Linked DNA regions of Homo sapiens: region 2 is linked to region 1. A link is a loop called in an ENCODE intact Hi-C map of the cell type or tissue named here. Cell type or tissue: ascending aorta. All regions are shown on one strand. Links, peaks and the distances in the headings refer to the core of each region. The heading gives the core; the rest is flanking DNA.

Region 1 (9,900 bases), core at 859-8,858:
TTTTTATGTTTTATATAATATTTTTTGTAGTTAAGAGTTAAGACTTTACAGAATATAGACGTAGAAGTTAATCTCATGTCTATCATTTACTGCATGTATGTTTGGAGCCAAATTTTAAACAATCTAAGCTTCATTTTACTTATTATTAAGAAAGAATAATGATTGATTTTACAGCTATTGTATTCATGCTGTTTATATTATAGTAAGCAATAGCTAAAGTAGTGAAAAATCAAGAATATTATATATATATATATATATATGGCTTGTTGACTTATTTGATCGTGTTTAAATTCATATTGATGAAAACTAACTCTGAATAATTTTAACACAAAAAAATGAAGAGCCAATAATATAAATCAATACAAACCAAGTATAAAAATTTATACTGACCTCTAAATAAACATACTGCCCACTAGGATATAAAGCCTGACCTCTAAATAAATAAATATGAAGCCTGACCTCTAAATTAAAGCCGGACCTCTAAACAAATATACCGCCCACTAGGATATAAAACATTTGCAAATTATGTGTGGAAATTTGAAAGAGGTTCCCATGAAATTCTGAGAATAAAAATAGACTGTGGTTTTGAAAGAATGTCTAGAAGTTTATATGTGTTGTTTTCGTTCATTTTATGACTTAAGTTTTTGTACTTTCCTTTTAAAGGTCAGCTTGTTACGGGGAAATCGCACCTCTTCCTTAGTCACACACATCATCTCTAATTGTGCTCAAGAAAACAAACTCACTCTTGTCAGGGTCAGAAATAATTAGCAGGTTTTTCTATGTCTGTTTCTGATAAAGCCTCCAAAATCCACAGAAAGAACACTTTGAAATCATTTAAGATAGAGAAGCCTGATTGGAACTACCTAACATCACGAGTTAATCGTCACAGTTGAGGATTTAGAAAATTAGTTCTTGTCGCTAATGCAAACATAAATGCTAAAATAAATGTTCAGGTTCTATGACCATATACCCCAGTTCATTCTATTAGTATCCTATTTATCAAAATGTTTCAAAAGTAAAATAGGCCATAAATAATACCATTATATATATTTTGTTTGGTATAAATACAAAGAACTTAAATTATTTTGCTGCATTTTTTTTTATAGAAACCCTGAAGGGCTACTCATTTATTTTTTAAATCAGACCATTTCAGCAAGCCAGGTGAAAATACAGGATTTAAATGTGTAATCAGAAACAAAATAAAAGTTACTTTTGCTCTCCCAAGGATAACATAGCCCAAACAGGCTTAAAATCTAAATAATAAAGCAAGACGTTTGCTTATTGGCTGAACCACATAACACCAGTTCCAATTAAAGTTAGCTGCGTTATGGTTTTTGAGAGCTGAGAGAATAAGATTTAATGGAGAACCCAACACCTATTTTCAATGAGGCCAGAATGAGACACATTTTATTTGTATGTTTTTTAATTCATTCAAAGCCACTGCAGTGGAAACTAGTACAGACTTTCGGGAGGTCAATTTGACAAGTTATATCAAGAATCTTCCATATGCTTAAACCCCTAATCTAATAACTCAGCTTCTAAGTTTTTTTTTTTCTTGGAGAAACAATCAAGAATTTATTTAAAGCTGTGGATTTGTAGTTTTAATTATTGTAATAGTCTAACTGGAAAATAATCTAAATACATATATAAATAGAGTTATTAAATAAATTATAGTGTTTTATACAATGTAATGCTATGAAGTATATATCTGAAGATTATTTAAAGTCTTTGGATTATACTTACAATATATTGGTGACAAAAATAAAAATGTTTTCAAAAGGTCATATACGAGTTATACGTTATAAACGATGGCACAGAAACAGTCCTTAAGTCAAACTGTTATTGTGACACCAAGTTTTCTAAAAATTTTATGCAAAACGTTGGTGGCAAGCACTTTTCACAGAATGCTGACCTGAATCTGTTACACCACTTCCCATTTTTTTGTGACCTGGCCAATGCAATATTTGGTTTAGGGAGGCCCTTCTTGCTAAAGGACTATAATTCTTATTATCACCAATTTCTGATATTAGTATTATTTAGAATATGGCAGAATGGTATAGGCTCAGTTGCACGACGTCTTTTCATCACGAGGATTTATGCTTTTTCTAGAAGCTGCATTCAATCACTTTGGGGAAAAGGCTAATGATAAAAGTAGTCTTTGTTGATGCAGTTGGCAACTGAAAATAAAGGAAAGGGAGATACTGTGCATGGCTCAACATTAAAATGTTAGAAAGCATAAAATTAGTAATACCCTGACCCTAGTAATGAAGGATTTTGAAACAGTAGAAACGTGGCACTTTTATTAAAATTTCAAATATGCACACTCAACACTGAATAAATCAATGATGGTTTTTTCTAGTTTTCATAGCCTGAAGGCCAATGTTACCAACTATACAGGATTTGCTTTGATAGGGCAATAAACTAAGAATTCAAATTATATCAAATCCCCAATTAACCAGTGAGATTCAGATATGGGCTGTTCTAGTTATGATGATTCCACTATAGACTAAAACTCCAAATCAGGTAAATCTTCAAAATTGTTCCATGAAGCTGAAAAAAATTCTTCTCTGATATTAAAATTAGTGAATATGAAAGACGGCATTCATCATCTCAACAAACGGGGTTTGCTTAAAAGGTTTAGAATTGAGAGGCTACCAAGAGTAGGCTGTTTCTAAGTTCTAATCAAGAAAACCAGAGTTTCTCATAAATCAGGAAGGTGTACGCTTGTACATTATCTTAACTGTACATTTCTTTTGGCAGTCAAAGAACTTATTCCTACTCTTTCTTCAGATCAATTCAAATTCTTTATTCTCCAGAAATCTTTTTCCAAAGATCAGCTATTTTGGAGTTTTGCTTTCTTCTCTTTGATTTTACTATACCATTGTATATTAATGCCTATCTCAATTACGATTGGAAATTAGAAATGTTGCGTGCTTACTCTTCTTTTCCCTGAATGGCATATTTTTTGAAAGTCAGAACAGGTGTTTTTGTCTTGTCAAAGTCTATTATGGCTGGGAATATAAGTTTTTAAATGAAGCTTGAATGGGCCTACAGAGCACTCCAAAGCATAGTCAAATTGTTGAGAGTATATCCTGAAGCCAACGGTATCCCCCCACCCCGTGCTAAAGAAAAAGCTGAATAATTTCACATATATCACGTATATAAATATACAGTAACTTTAAGTAGTAAGAGAAGGAGAGAAGTTATCTGCATGGCTTTGTATTTTGTTGTTTTTAAAAAACAAATACAATACGAAAATATTTCTTTAGTTCAGAAAAGGGAAAAGATGGCTAACTTTAAAAACTATTATCAATTACTTGGGTGACAATATCTTTTAAGCAGGAAAAAGTAAGCTCAACTAGTTCTGAGTCATATATTGAAATATCTCTAAATATATGACCCTTTGTTCTAACCCAGTGCACACAGACTAACCTTCTAATCTCTTATTTGGTTGCCTTAGGTTGATTTGCTTAAGGAGGGAGAATCTGGGGAAATGGCAGGTGCTAGTTATCCAGTTAGATGTCTCTGTCATTGTGAGTATATAAATCAGCATTCTTGTTTATCTATCCCTTTCTTTTGTGATATTAGCCACTGAGAATCAGTTCTTCTGAGCAAAATCACATCTAAGAGGGCTGACAGCTTGAGGTCCTCAGGTTCCATACCTAAAGGCTGGAGATCAGATTGTAACAACACCATGTGTAAAGCCTTCCCTGAAGCAGCGGGCCAGCCAGGCATCCTTCATTTCTAGTAGTTCTTGATAGCAGAACTTTATAACTAATGTTCCAGTTTCCAATCAAAATGTATGCAACATAATTGCCCCCATCAAAATCTTTCTTTTTTCTTATGTCTACTGATGTTTATAAATTGCCCTCAATGGTGATTTCTGACATTATAATTATTGCAATGAGCATCCTTGAATATATGTTCCTAAATATACATGTAAGAGAACACGGACCAAGAAGTGGACTTTTTGGATGATAGGAGTGACATCCGAAAGGTTTAATAGCCTCCATGACAGAGGTACTGTCAATCAAAGTAGTTGCCGCCAGGGGGCGATAGAGAATGTACTGCTTCAGTATTAGCCTTAGAAGTGTGTGGTACCTTCACTAGAAATTACCAAGTCTTTGAAAGGAAGCTGTAACAATGTACTCTTTTCCACATGTTGGAACTTTAGGGGTTTAAATCTCCTTTGCATTTTGCTCATCCCAATACACAATATAATTTTTATTCAGGATCTTTATTTTTAAGATAGTTAAGAAATATACTTAATTTGTATTTTCTGATGAAGAAAATGGAATCACCAAGGCAAATGTTTGTTGTAACTTCCTGTTCTAGTAACTCTCCTTTGAAATAACAAAATGTGACCTTTATAACCAGTGACTCTTTAAGCAAAACTAAAATTTAGGTGAAAATATTAAGCTTATACTCTATGGTTACTATATATAATTTATTAACTATGATAAAATATAAACATAGTACTCTGTTTTTAAAATATATACATATAACTAGAGTGTAGTTCTAGAAGTAACTACCAATTTGTTCTTAATATTTTGATACAACTTAAGCAATGTGTATCTAGGTTAATATTTCTGTTTTAGTAGTCCTGGTCAAGATTATTGTCCTTTTATATTTTCAGTTTTTCTTAAACCTCAGTTCAGATGAGTCATCTCTGGGTCCTAAAGTTATTCCAAACAAGGGCATCATTTCCAAAGACTCAATGATACAGGGCTTAGATAAGTACAGAAGTTAAGAAACAGAGCCAGATCCCAAAGCCTAGAAAGTAGCCAGTTGATAAATTAGGTTAATAATATTGGGCATCAGATTCCACAAAAAAGGAAATGAAGGAAAAGAGTGAAGTACACATTGATTAAATGCAATTTGTCTAGAACAAATATTGAAATCATCCATTGTGACTTTTAGTTGGGCATGAAAGGTGGTGCTGGACACACTTCTCATGGATGTAGAGAAAGATACTCAGTGGCCTAAACTCAGAAGGACAAGTATTTCCACAATAATCAGTTGTTCATGAGAGCGGTGAGATTATTTGAAGTCATCCTTGCGTGCTTCCAGACATATGTTTATTGCAAATATAACAAACAAAATAGTGTCCCACACATGTAATCAAGGTATAATTTTTAAACTGCTACACACTATCTATTGTAATGTTTCATAACTAATATCTTTCAAACCCAAAATTTATGAAGAAACAGAAACACTACATTATTCAGGTTAAGAAATTATTATATGTTTCTTAGTAATCATATGTAAGACAATGATCAGAAACTTCCTAAAGGAGTTACATTGCAGCAATCCATATTAAAACTAATTCACCCAACTCTGGAATCGAATGCATGCTTGCTTACCTAAATATATTATTTCTAAAGGCATAATGGATTCAGTTATTCCTACTGAGTAATGCAGTTAAATTTTTATTAAGTTTACCATGTTATTAATTAGTGCTACTGGCATTCAAAAATGAGATTTTGATATAATCAGCAACTAAAAACAATTGCTTCTATGGAAAAAGAAACCCATGATATCATTACTATATCATTGCTACATTTTAGTGATGATTTCAACTGAAAACTTAAAAAGCAATACAAAATTACTGAGTGAGATATGGAATCACATATTGAGATAAATATTGATTCAAGTGCTTTATTTTGATAAAGGAAGACAAAGTTCTTGGGTAAAATATCATTAGCCTATATTATTTTGCTGGATTTCTAAAGAATACAAATATCACACATTGGACATTATCCTAGGTGAAAATAGAATACATATTCCACTTTGGGGGCAGGCCCTGCTTTTCTGACTACTAAATTGGGTTTGTAGGATGAATTAATTAGTAGAAGTAAGCCAGAAAGAAACAAACAAATTCTTAATTTCTGGCCGTCTTCTGGCAGAGATGTTAAAAATAATCAGGATTCGTTTCCTTTTTTTTGTTTGTTTTTTGAGACGGAGTCTCGCTCTGTTGACCAGACTGGAGTGCAGTGGCGCGATCTCGGCTCACTGCAAGCTCCGCCTTCTGGGTTCACGCCATTCTCCTGCCTCAGCCTCTTGAGTAGCTGGGACTACAGGCGCCTGCCACCATGCCTGGTTTTTTTTTTTTTTTTTTTTTTTTTTTTTTTTTTTTGTATTTTTAGTAGAGACAGGGTTTCACCATGTCAGCCATAGCCAGGATGCTCTCGATCTCCTGACCTCGTGATCTGCCGGCCTCTGCCTCCCAAAGTGCTGGGATTACAGGCGTGAGCCACGGCACCCGGCCCCATTTCTTAAATTACCTAAATAATCATGTTAATTCTTTATGTATTTGATGGAAACTCTTCCTGTTCTCACCTATGAACGATCAATGAACTATGAACTATAAATAAATTATGTTAGCACGTTTGATATATGCATAAGAATTAAGTTTTAATTCAGATATTATCAAATTATCATACCATCACTTAGCTTTTAATAACATAAGCCCAAATTCTTATAGTAATTCAAAACTAAATTTTAAATGATTACTAAACAACAATTGCATTTGGATAGAATCACCTCAGTGTAGGTCGCCTCAATACATTCAAGCAGCTCTCATGATTTCTGCTTAAGAGAAGAAAATCTTCTCGGAAAATATTTATTTGTGCTTAAGGTCAAATAAATAAAAAAAATTAATGAGAGGATCTAAGATGAATCTGAAAATTGTAGGTGCTATTATAGCCACCATTCTTTATTATTTGAAAATAAAAGATCTTTTCAGGGACCAAAAATTATGAAAGAAAAAGAAAAGACCAAGGAAAAATGGGATGGATGCAAAACCTATCGGTGGTGCATGGAATCACAATTGCCAAGTCTGCAAATCCCATTCCAATTTTCAATTCCATTCCCAGGTCAGTGTGTGGCAAGGGCTCTCTTTATCAAATTACTGTCAGTTTTCCTAAAAGTGTTCTGAATGAGCTGGAGAGTCATCATTTGTTTTTCCTAATAAACAAGTTATTTAAAAGCATATGTTGTTTTGGAGTGAGTATAATAAATACAGTTTTTCAAGTGGGACTCATCTGAATATTTCTCAAAACATTTACTTAGCCTTTAAAAGCATTAGGCTGCTTTTGAAATAATTTATATTTTCAATGTGTAATTATATTAAATGACTAACAACATATCTTTGAGTGACTAAATCTTCACTTTACAGATATGCAACACAGGAGGCCGAGGTGGGCGGATTGTCTGAGCTCAGGAGTTGGCGACCAGCCTGGGCAACACAGAAACCCCATCTCTACTAAAATACAAAAAATTAGCCGGGCGTGGCGATCTGTGCCTGTAGTCCCAGCTACTTGGGAGGCTGAGGCAGGAGAATTGCTTGAGCCCTGGAGGCGGAGGTTGCAGTGAGTCGAGACCGCGCCACTGCACTCCAGTTTGGGCGACAGAGCAAGACTCCGTCTCAAAAAAAAAAAAAAAAAAAAAGATAGAATAAATAAAAGAAATTGTTGTTTGTATGAAGATATTCTACAGAGTAACTGCTACTTTCATTCAAGTGCCTTGCTAATGCCTCTAGAGATGCTAGCTAGTATGCTTCTCACTTATTCCTCCTGGTCATCCACACTATTCCCCCAAGTATTATGTAACTTTTAATTTCCAAAAATTATTTTTGAATTAAAAATTTAGAATTGAAAATTATGTTATAAAAGCACAGAAATTATTTAAATTTAACCTGAAATGCATAGTTCAGGCAAGAGTATCAGAAATAACTATTCTTGGTAAAGTATGGAAACTGAGATTTGAGATATTATTATTTATCAAAAACATTGGCAGAGCCAGAAATGAAACTAAGTAATCATATCCTAAACATTTTCATTTCTTTAAAATTTAAAAATTTAAATTGCTTCAGGAAATAGAAAGTAGTTATGGACTTTAAAAAAGAGGAACAATGGTTATACCTTACTGTACTTTTGCTCCCAATGAATACACATATACACACACACACACACACTCAACTTTCTCTTCCATTAGCACTATTATGCGACACATTTCAAAGTCAATTTTTGGTTTGTGAATTATGTAATTCCGCTAATGCTTACTGAATGCCTATGTTATGCTAGGAGTAATTCTAGGCAATGAAGATACAACACAGATGATTTATAATCAGAAATTAAGTTCTCCAATATAGTCAATGCTTCGAAAACATTTAAATAATAGTTTGTATGTTTTTTATTATGACTTGGTTGGTTGAAAGTAACAGAAGTCTAACTTAAAATGGTTCTTACATCCAGACAGGAGGAATAAGTTATAGTGTCCTGTACCACTGTAAGATGCCTACAGAACACTAATGTATTAGTTTAAAATTACTAAAAGGAGGCTACTGAACATTTCTAACACCAAGGAATAATAAATGTTTGAGATAGACATACTAATTACCCTGACCTAATCATTATACATTATATGTATCAAAACATCACTACGTACCCCATAAACATATACAATTATTATTTGTCAATTAAAAAAATAATAATTTTTAAAAGGGAGAAGAATTTAGCTTGTATGACTGAAAAGTCCAAAGATGGATCTGGTAGGTCATAACTTAATGTTGAATATTGTTTTCAGAGCCTTTTTCCATCTCCGGAATGGATGCTTTTCTCTTTGAATAGATTTCCTCTTTGCATAGGCTTATTCTGCATGGCAGAAAAGAAGGTCTCTGATAGCCTCAAGTCTATATTTCTATTGCTTTGTGAGCCAAGAATAAGATACATTTTCTCTTTCAGCACCATAAATCTTAGAGGAAGCTCTAATTTGTCCTGCTATGGACCGTCCCTCAACCAATCACTTGGGAAAGAAGTTTCCGACTGGCTGTCCCTGGGTTACACATCTACGGTTGTGGAGGGATTAGAGGGGGAGAGAAGGCTGTGAGGCAGCCCTCTCAAATTGCACAAAATAGATTTGTCATAGGAAAAATGCTTCAGAAATAATAAGAATTGAGGACTGTTTGCTGGGCATAAAAGCAATAGTCATTCTATATTGTAATTTTTAGTACATTTGAGATATGGTTGTTTACTTCCCAGTTACTCATTTAAGAATTAAGGTGCATACCTGTCTTTTCATCAAATGATATATAAGTGTTATAATTATGCACCTTCCAAGATTAGCTATTGACTAGGGTTTTTCAAAAAACCTAATTCAAATTGCCGCTGATATTACTAATAAAAGCTACATAACTTGATAGCTGTCAAATCAAATATATATTCTTTATCAAAACTAGCATAGAAATAACTGTAGACAGGAAATAACCTCTAGGCATGAGAAGAGCAAAATGAGGAAAGAGTGGGAAAAATCATAATATTTTTAGGAGTAATTATTATATACGAGGTCCCACTCTAGGCAAATGTTTTACATTATCTCACCAATTTCTGACAACTACTCCATGAGAGATATACTATCTCTTCAATTTTCAAATACAAAATATAGACTCAGAGAGAGTCTCCTTTGAATAACTTGGACAAAGACAGACATGTAATAGCAAGTCAATATGACTCTGAATCTTATGGTTTTTTTAAATACAAGAAAGTAAGTTTAAGAAAATAAATATGTTTGCATTTGTGTGTGTGTGTGTGTGTGTGAGAGAGAGAGAGAGAGAGAGAGTGAGAGAGAGGGAGAGAGAGAGAGAGAGAAATACAAGCTCCAAAGTCCCAGTGTGATCAGCTGAGTTCTCGGTTGACACTATTTAACAGTTTCATTTGTTCCTCTTTCTAATCCTGCTTCCCTCACTTCCTCACAAGTGTTATTCCAAAGAACACCATTCAATATAACACTTGTGTGCAAATCTCTATCACGGATCTTGTTTGCCAGGAAACCCAACTTATGATATTTGATACCAGGAGTATCCTAGGATGTAGAATCTAAGAAGGATTCTGAAGTTAGATC
Region 2 (9,900 bases), core at 779-8,778, 900 kb after region 1:
AATTGCTTCAAAGAGAATAAAATACCTAGGAATCCAACTTACAAGGGATGTGAAAGACCTCTTCAAGGAGAACTACAAACCACTGCTCAATGAAATAAAAGAGGATACAAACAAATGGAAGAACATTCCATGCTCATGGGTAGGAAGAATCAATATTGTGAAAATGGCCATACTGCCCAAGGTAATTTATAGATTCAATGCCATCCCCATCAAGCTACCAATGACTTTCTTCACAGAATTGGAAAAAACTAAAGTTCACATGGAACCAAAAAAGAGCCCGCATTGCCAAGTCAATCCTAAGCCAAAAGAACAAAGCTGGAGGCACCATGCTACCTGACTTCAAACTATACTACAAGACTACAGTAACCAAAACAGCATGGTACCAGTACCAAAACAGAGATCTAGACCAATGGAACAGAACAGAGCCCTCAGAAATAATGCCACATATCTATAACTATCTGATCTTTGACAAACCTGACAAAAACAAGAAATGGGGAAAGGATTCCCTATATAATAAATGGTGCTGGGAAAACTGGCTAGCCATATGTAGAAAGCTGAAACTGGATCCCTTCCTTACACCTTATACAAAAATTAATTCAAGATGGATTAAAGACTTACATGTTAGACCTAAAACCATAAAAACCCTAGAAGAAAACCTAGGCAATACCATTCAGGACATAGGATGGGCAAGGACTTCATGTCTAAAACACCAAAAGCAGTGGCAACAAAAGCCAAAATTGACAAACAGGATCTAATTTAACTGAAGAGCTTCTGAACAGCAAAAGAAACTATTCCTGCCTTAATACTGTTTCTTTGATCAGATAATTATGTTCAGAACATATGACTAACCACAAAAAAAGATCTTGTTCTTCCATCATTCTTCTAGATTAATTGGTCCAATATATCTTAGATTATACTTCATTCGAGCATTCTAATAAAATTATTACCAAAAATATGCTTCATAAGGAAAATAGAAATTATAAGTATTTCATCTCCAGTTAATGTAGTCATGATGGGCAGCAATATTCTTAAATTAGTTTATGGCAGAATAGACAACTGTTAATCTCTTAAAGGAAAATGCCCTGAATAGTTAAAGATAGAGAGAAGAAATAAAAGTGCACTCTCAATTTCTTAAGTTCATTTCATCTTACTTTAACTAAAATATAGCCTTTCCCTGAGAACTGTTTTCTCTGCAAGCAAAAATGTCTTGCTTCCTATTTTACTGAGAGAAGAAACTAGAAGAGCCGCCATAAGCTCTCTCCACCTCTCTACCCACCTACATGCATCTCTACCCATACGGTCTGCATTTCCTCCAGTTACTATGGAATAGCTGACTGTGACCACCCAGTTCACTTGTCCATCTTCTGCTTTCTCAAGAACATAACTTCTGGAATTCTGTCCCCCTCATCCCTCCAAGGAATTGTTACTTGTCCCTCTATTCAATCATTTCCATCAATATACATACTTGTAATATCACCCATGTTTTAAGAAACCTTAATTCCACTTTCCCCTCTATCTCTTACCCCTATTCTCTGCTCTCCCTTACAGTAACACTCCTTGAAAACATCTCTACTTATTGTCTTCAATTCCTCTTTTTGAATCTGCTAGGGTTTTATGCCCACCACTCCATCAAAACTGCTCTGATCAAAGCAATAATGTACTCCCATTTTTTAATTGAATTCTCAGACCTAAACTTAATTGACCTGTCAGTTGCATTTGACAAAATTGATCACTCCCTTCTCCTTGAAGTACTGTCTTCAGATCCCTATGCTTTCCTGGTTGTCCTCCTGTCTCCTGAAAGTTCTTTTGTTTTCCTAACTTCAACTATCTGGTTTTCTCTTCACTCACTTCCTAGGGGATCCCATTCAGTCTCATAACTTCAGGTACCATTTATATGCTGACAACTCTCAAATTAATTCTGTAGCCTAGCTATCTCCCTGAACTCCAGACTCATACAACAGAGTGTCTGGTCAACCTCTTCTTTTGGATGTTTCATAGTTATCTCAAGCATGAGATATCCAAAAATGAAATGCCAGTTTGCCCTTCCAAAGCCTCCTCTTCATATAGTTTTTCTCCTCTTAGTGAAAAACCTTGAAATAATTCCTGATTCATCAATTTCTCTCACTCCTCACTTCCAATCTATTAACAAATCCTTCAACTCTAGCTGCAGAATAGGTGCAAGTTTTGACCATTCTGCATCTTCCTCTACTACCAGCACTCTGGTTCTCAAGCTACCATAACTCAGTTGGATTATAGCAACAGCCTTTAGATTCATCTTCCTACTTCTATCATCATCTGTCTTACAGTCCATCCTCCACAACACAGCCACAATTATCCTTTTAAAATTAAATCAGATTATCTCACTCCCCTGATCAAAACCCTCAGTGCATTTTCTGCTCACTCAGGGTAAAAGCCAAAGACCTTATAATGTTCTACAAGGTCTTACATTATCTAGCTCTCACTACATCTCTCATTTCATCCATTATTCTCCCTCTTTTACATTCTCTTCTTGCTACTCTAGTCTCGCTGCTTCTTGAGCATGGTGAGTACACAAGGCCTTTAACCCTGTTATTTTCCTGCCTGGACAGCTCCTCCAAGTTACCCTCTTGGCTCCCTCCCTCACTTCCTGAATCTCTAGATGTAACTTATCATTGACCCTAACCAGCTATTCATCTCATTCTGCTTCATTTATATCTTTTTAGACTTTATCGCTTTCAGATATGCCATTATTTGTTTATTTAATATCTTCACCACTACTACCACCACCAGCAGAATGTAAGCTGCATAAGAGCAGAGTCTTTGTATACAGCACCTTGAACAGTTCCTCACACAAAGTAGGTACTCAATAAGAATTCTTGGAAAATATTTCTGATACAAAATATAGTTATACTAATTATCTTTAAAAATGAAAACAGATGTTTTGTTGTTCTTTTGAGTTAGGTTTTTAATGGAAAGAGTTTTAAATAGTTTCTTAATTTTGAGCATTTAAAACCTTTAAAATTACATTTATTGATATTCAAGGAAACTTATTTTGGTATTACCCTCAACCCAAATAGAACTAAAGATATTTACATCTCAGATTTTTAAAACAATATTTTTATGAAACAATTTCTGGCTCACAGAAAAATTGTTAAGTAGTACAAAGAACTTCCATGTATCTTTCACTAGATTCACAACCATTTTTATATGATACAAGACAAGTACAATGTTTCCACATTTGCTCTATTGTCCTCTCTCATGTTGTAGGGTCCCCAGTTCTCCCCCAACTGTCTTTCTGTATTCTGACCAAAAATCATGAAGTGCCTTGACCACTCTGTGACCCAGCCAGCTGCAGGCCTTTCCCAGCAGGCTTGAACCAAAACTGGGGCCTAAACATTCCCAGGTATCTAAGACATTGCCCAAAACACTGAAGCAAACTGTCCCTGCCCTGAGCCAAATTCCTTAAAATCTTAAACAAACTTCATACCCTGACCCCCTCACTGGCGACACACTTAGCAAGAACACCTCTTTTCTCTGTCATGAGGATTGCTGCAGCACTCTGTAAGTAACTTCCCCTAATAAATGCTTTGGCCTGATCACCCTGGCATTTACTGCTTCTTTCTTTGGAATCCGTACCAGCCCAAAACACACGCTTATACAAGGGAGTACGTTGCAGACATCATGCCCTCTTATTCCTGAATATTTCAATGTAATACTGATTTCTTAATGTCTACTAATTTCAAATGGGAATAAGTAATCTAAAATACCATTAGCTGACTAACATAAAATATAAGCCCACAATACAATTCTTTCTGATTGTGTTAAGAATAAAATAACACATATACTAAGTTCTCAGTTGCTTAATAAGTATGTTCTTTATTCCGCTCATAAAAGAGCATAGAAACACCTAGTAGTATAACTTGGTGAGCTTGGGCCAAAAAATGACACGTCCTATAGAAAAAGTAGCTTGAATTGGAGCTACTGGTCTTGTTTATTAGTAATATTTCTACTAGAAAAATGAATGCAAATTGTATGTTATTGTCATGCTGGACCCCTATTAACCTCAGCAGGGATGGCACCAGGTTTAAAAGGCCGAAGAAGAGACCCACATACAGCAAATAAGACATGGGGTTTCATTTGAGAGAACTCACATACCAGGGCAGTCCAGTGGTAGCAGTCTGAACAGGAGAACCGGTCACTGCTTGCAAAAAAGCATGCAGTTTATACAGCACTTTCGGTTAGCAACCGCCCCCACCAGCCAGCAACTTCCACGTGGCAACACTTATTTCTTCAGTTAAGTTATTGCTTTCAGGTGTGTCTGTTACACAGGGTCATTCTCAGGGTATGCTTAATTAAGAGATTGCTGTCACGTAAGTCTACCATACAGTGATAGAGGCAATAGATTATCACAAAGCTCTTAGGAATAAAACAAACAAACAAGCCAATGCAACAACAAATCCTTATAGCAATTCCCAGGTAAAGAAGAGTATGCAGAGTGAGGAGAAAGGGGGGTGAAAAATGGAGGAAGAATTTGAGCTGAACTGATAAGGGTGGCTTGGGTTCCAATGAATAAGAAAAGGAGAGGAGGGGGCTATCTTAAGAACCAGGCCGAGAGAAAGACCCAGAGACAAGAATGTGAAATGTGTGCTCAGGGAGCCACAAGGAGACTAGTATGGTCAGAGTGGAAATGTACATGTAAGAGAACAGCACAGAGACTTCAGACAAATGTGGTAGGGCCTGATTGAAAAGGACCCTGAGTTTCAGCCTATGGGTTTTGAACCCTTTGAAAGTGTTTAAACAGAGAAGTGAAATGAAACTACTGAAGTTATTTGAACAGAAAAGTAAAGAGCTCAAAGTGAGGCTCTAAGAATATTTTTAGAAAATTAAGAAATTGAAGAGGAACTGAATTGAGCCACTGTGCCCAGCCTACACCTAGGAAACATTTTTTTTAAAATAATTTATGTTCCTTCCTCCAGAAATTCTGATTTAAGAGCTCTGGAAGAATATCACAATGATTCAGCTGTATTGAGCCATTGAGAAGATAAACTATAAAGGATTTGTTGAATGAATGAGAAGTCAGTTATTATTTTAAAATTTTAGGCCTAAATATCTAAAATGTAGTGATACTATAATAAATCAAGAACCTCCTTAGAGGGTAATCTTTATGAAAAAGGGGACTACGTCATCTTTATTTGCCAATGAATTCCTAGTGACTAGCGTGGTGCCTGGTGGCTGGTGGTCATTCGGCCAATATTTGTTGAAAACATGAATGGATTAATTCAGGAGAATAAATGAAAAAATAGTTTAGGACAAAATTAATTTTTGAGAGCATGAAGAGATAATCAGCAGACCACTAGAAATACAGACTGAAAGTTAGGAGATTGTTAAACTGAAGTGATCTAACATCTAAGCGTATTAGAAGCATCAATCTAACATTAGAGGTTTTAAAAACATACTTAGCACTGCGGATTTAAAAAAAAATAAGATACTGTTTTCATTTTCAAGATACTAAATCCATACTTATATTGCTTTTCTAGATGAAAGTGATAATTTGATGAGATTTTCAAAAAAGGTGAGCACCAGAAAATATTAGCAGAACAAACAGATGTCAGAATGGAGAAGGTTAAGAAATGTGTGGGAAACTGAAGGCATGAAATATAAGTCACCCTTTGAAGAAATTTGGAAATGAATGCAAAAATGGGAAATAGGACAATTAATTTAAGAATCAAAGGAAGGTTATTGCCATTTGGGATAAACAAAACTAATTTTTTTTTCCAGTATAAAAGGAATTAGGTACAGAAAGATTTGGCAATCGCCTTCCTTTTTGCTACTTCTATGTTCTTTACATGTTTCCTTTGTTGCCCAAATCATAACACAGTATAATTAGGTCTGTATTTCTGTGTCCCTTTCTTGACTCCTCCTTGACTATCTCATTCTCTTTTGTAGTCCTCGCATCTGGCACTTATGAGGCATTCAATAGTTTGTTAAGCCTGAACTGAAAACTCAAAATGAGAGAGGATAATTGAAGGAACACAATCCTGAAAGAGGTAGGTATGTTTAAGGTGGAGGAGAAAGCCTTGGGTAGGGGAGTGTGGTGGTGAAGACATTTCAGCCTTCGAGACAAGTAGAGAGAACTGGATCTGTAAAGTAAAGGCTCATTAGGAAATACAGCGGTAGAAAACTAAGGCAATCCCATTAGATGAAGTTGATTTGCTAAAGTAGGGGGTTGTCTTCTGAAAGGTGTGGAAGGGAAGCTGAGGAGAATATTAAAATCACCTAGGAAACTTTTCTTTTTGTGATGGAGTCTCTCTCCGTGGTCCAGGCTGGAGTGCGGTAGCATGATCTCAGCTCACTGCAATGTCTGCCTCCCCGGTTCAAGCGATTCTCCTGCTTCATTCTCCCAAGTAGCTGGGATTACAGGCATGTGCCACCATGCCCGGCTAATTTTCTTTTTTTTTTTTTTTTTAAGTAGAGACAGGGTTTTGCCATGTTGGCCAGGCTGGCTGGTCTCGAACTCCTGACCTCAAGTGATCTGCCCATCTCAGCTTCCCAAAGTTCTGGGATTACAGTCATGAGCCACTGTGCCCAGCCTATACCTAGGAAACATTTTTTAAAAATAATTTATGTTCCTTCCTCCAGAAATTCTGATTTAAGAGCTCTGGAATGAGACCCTTGGCTTTGACATTTGTAAAACTCTTGGGTGTTACTAATATGCAGCCAGAGATAAGAAGTGCTGGCTTGGTAGAACTTTAGTATTCAAATGCAAGTACTTAGCATCAATTACTCATACTGTCTAGATTTCAAAGAGAAAAAAATGACAGTAGACCAGGAAATGTCACGTCTACTAAGGCAGTGAATGTGATCATTCTGTGTACTATACTTCACTGACTCTCATGTCTGCTTCAGCTGGTATAAAAGAAGTTGTCAATTATGGTGCTGGTTTTTCTCTACAAGCTCACAGACTTCTGAGAAGGTAAGTTATCCTTAATGACATTTCTCTCTCAAGTTAGAGATTGGAACCCCTTTACTCATCTGAATGCAGTTTTTATTTTATGCAAGTTAAAATGCAAAATTTCATAAGCATAACAACCATGTTACTATTGAATACCGGATATCTCAGGTTGAGCAATAGAAAGATCTCCGTTTATTGATATTTTTAACACCATCGCAGTCACAAATAAGATCACTTCACATAGTTCTGCTAAGTCTCCAACCACATCATCAATAAATGGAACTGGGCCTGTATTTACTTAATAAACTGATTAGGGGAGATTGAATGCAGAGTGTTAAGGATAATAATAATCTTTGGCAAAGAAAGGGAAACTAAATGAAACACCAGTCTGCTTAGCTCTTATATAAAAGTAGTACTTGGTTAACATCCACAGTGAATAGAAACTTGCAACCTGCTCCTGGAAATTGTTCTCTTTTACTTTGCTTCAATTATTTACTTTACAAACTTCAAAAATTATTCTGAAACCACTCAATGTTTAGCCTTCCTTCGAAATTAATACAAAACAACTTTCTTTCATCCAAATTTAGTGTCAAGGATAATAGCTAACATTTTTTAGCTTCCTATTACTTGTCAGACACTGAGCTAAATGTGTCATTTCATTTAATCCTTATCATGTCACCACAAGATAACAGCTATTATTATTATCCTAGTTTACAGAAGGGGAAATTGTCAGAAAAACTTGCCCACGGTCACAGAGCCTGTAAATGGAAAAACCAGAATTAAACCCAAATCTTTTCAGCAAACGCTGGGCACGGTGGCTCATGCCTGTAATCCCAGCACTTTGGGAGCCCAAGGTGGTGGAACACCTGAGGTCAGGAGTTCGAGACCAGCCTGACTAACATGGTGAAACCCCATCTCTATTAAAAATACAAAATTAGGCCAGGTACGGTGGCTCACGCCTATAATCCCAGCACTTTGGGAGCCTGAGGCAGGTGGATCACGAGGTCAGGAGATCGAGACCATCCTGGCTAACAAGATGAAACCCCGTCTCTACTAAAAATACAAAAAATTAGCCGGGCGTGGTGGCAGGTGCCTGTAGTCCCAGCTGCTCGGGAGGCCGAGGCAGGAGAATGGTGTGAACCCGGGAGGCGGAGCTTGCAGTGAGCCGAGATCGTGCCACTGCACTCCAGCCTGGGTGACAGAGTGAGATCAGTCTCAAAAAAAAAAAAAAAAAGAAAGAAAGAAAAGAAAAGAAAAAAAAACATATATATGGTGGCATATGTATGTAGTCCCAGCTACTTGGGAGGTGGAGGCAGGAGAATCGCCTGCACCCGGGAGGCGGAGGTTGCAGTGAGACGAGATCACGCCATTGCACTCCAGCCTGGGCAACAAGTGTGAAACGCTGTCTCAAATAAATAAACAAATCTTTCAGCATAAGCTCAAGTACTTAACCACTGTGTTATATTATATATCGGAAATTAGAGCTGAAAGCAATTACATGTATCTTAATTAATCTGGGGTGTGGCAATTTCTCTGGATAGTCTTCATTTTGTGTTCTCACAAACTTCTTAAATTGAGAACTTACCTGTGTGAGAAAGTCTCCTGCTATTCTTTTGCACACAGCAAGAGAATGCTTTTACTATGTGGGTTTTTGTTATTGATTTTTTTTTTTTTAAGGAAAGTGTATGTTTCAGCCCACTTTCATAGTAAGGTATTTATAGGAATTGGAGACAAAGGGTTAGAGTAGTCAATACAAGTATATTGAAGGACAAAGGCTGTATAAAACTATGAAGTGCCTGTAGTGTTTAGATTTATGTTACTCTATTGCCATCTTCTGGTTTTATTATAAAATGCATTTTATAAATGTTGATCTGGTTGTACAGATAGGGAAGAAATATTTTCATAGCATTATGTATCACAGAATGTGAACTTTGCATACCTTTGGACTAAGCTCTTTGCTTTATATATAATTTACTCATTTGTTAATTCATGTATTAATTAAACAAATATTAATGAATCTAGGATTGAGCTGAGTGCCTGTGGGAGGAGAGCCAAGATGTGGCTCATTCCACAGGGAAAACCTAGAGCCTTAAGGAAAGTAAAACATTTATTCAAAGTCATCCAGATGTTCCACAGACATATGGCAGCCAGAGTTTATCATTACACAAATAAATATATATATATGTGTGTATATATGTGTATATTCCTTAAAGTTATATGAAGCACTTCTTTCAGAATATATGACTCTTTGAACAGTCATGTGAAGTAATACAAGAATACAATATCCAGCCCTTGTCTACACCCTTCTACTCTTATGCCCTGCCATTGTTCCCTTTGAATTTAATGTCCGACATCATTGAAACTTTGTAGTCACCTGCATACAAGTTGGAGAATATTGTTCATTAAAACACTATAGCATTGATACAATTTAATAAACCCAAATATATCTGTAGAACAGGACAAATACGAAATCAGATGAAATTATCCTGAACTTTTAATGCCTTAGAGTTGACATATCTATAAAAGAGGAAGCAGCAAACTGGTAACCCACTAACTGAAGCTAGCTAAATCCCACTTTGTTCAATCTGCATTGTGGATTTCTTTTCAATTACTTACAAACTTTCAAATATTAAGGTATTTATATAACAATCCTAGTTTTTTATTATGCTTGAAAAATGGAAAGATCTGCAACTGGATGAGCACTGCTAAATGGTAACAAATGGGCTGGCGCTGAGTAGACTTTGTCCTCTTTGGATGGGGCATGGATTCTCAGTTTGCCTTAGTCCCCACTAGATATCCCTATATAATCTATTTTTGTATGTAAAATTATTCTCTCTTTAATAGAATGTTTCAAGCATAAAAATATTATACAATAATATAACAACCACCTGAGTACTCACCACAAAGGTTTTCAAATATAAGTTTACAAATAGAAATGAACTATTTTGTAAAACTCTCCCGTGATCCCA

The links. Peaks named below come from ENCODE experiments on the same cell type or tissue, not always from the same donor. Only the 100,000 strongest peaks of a DNase experiment are listed, where the experiment ranks them.
Region 2: a loop joins it to region 1, with 9 times the contacts of the local background. A loop is called at or near these places in 8 of 110 quality-filtered maps.

What each region holds. Positions count from the first base shown.
Region 1 is chr2:211,152,194-211,162,093 of GRCh38, reverse strand. No RefSeq gene overlaps it. Among named protein-coding and RNA genes, the nearest start is that of CPS1-IT1, 540 kb to the right of the region's middle. In ascending aorta, for the core only: a CTCF peak has its summit at 4,036 (motif pointing right); a DNase peak (open chromatin) is centred at 4,043.
Region 2 is chr2:210,247,703-210,257,602 of GRCh38, reverse strand. No RefSeq gene overlaps it. Among named protein-coding and RNA genes, the nearest start is that of ACADL, 27 kb to the right of the region's middle. In ascending aorta, for the core only: a CTCF peak has its summit at 8,758 (motif pointing left); no DNase peak of the experiment used is centred there; H3K27ac peaks cover 1,699 bases.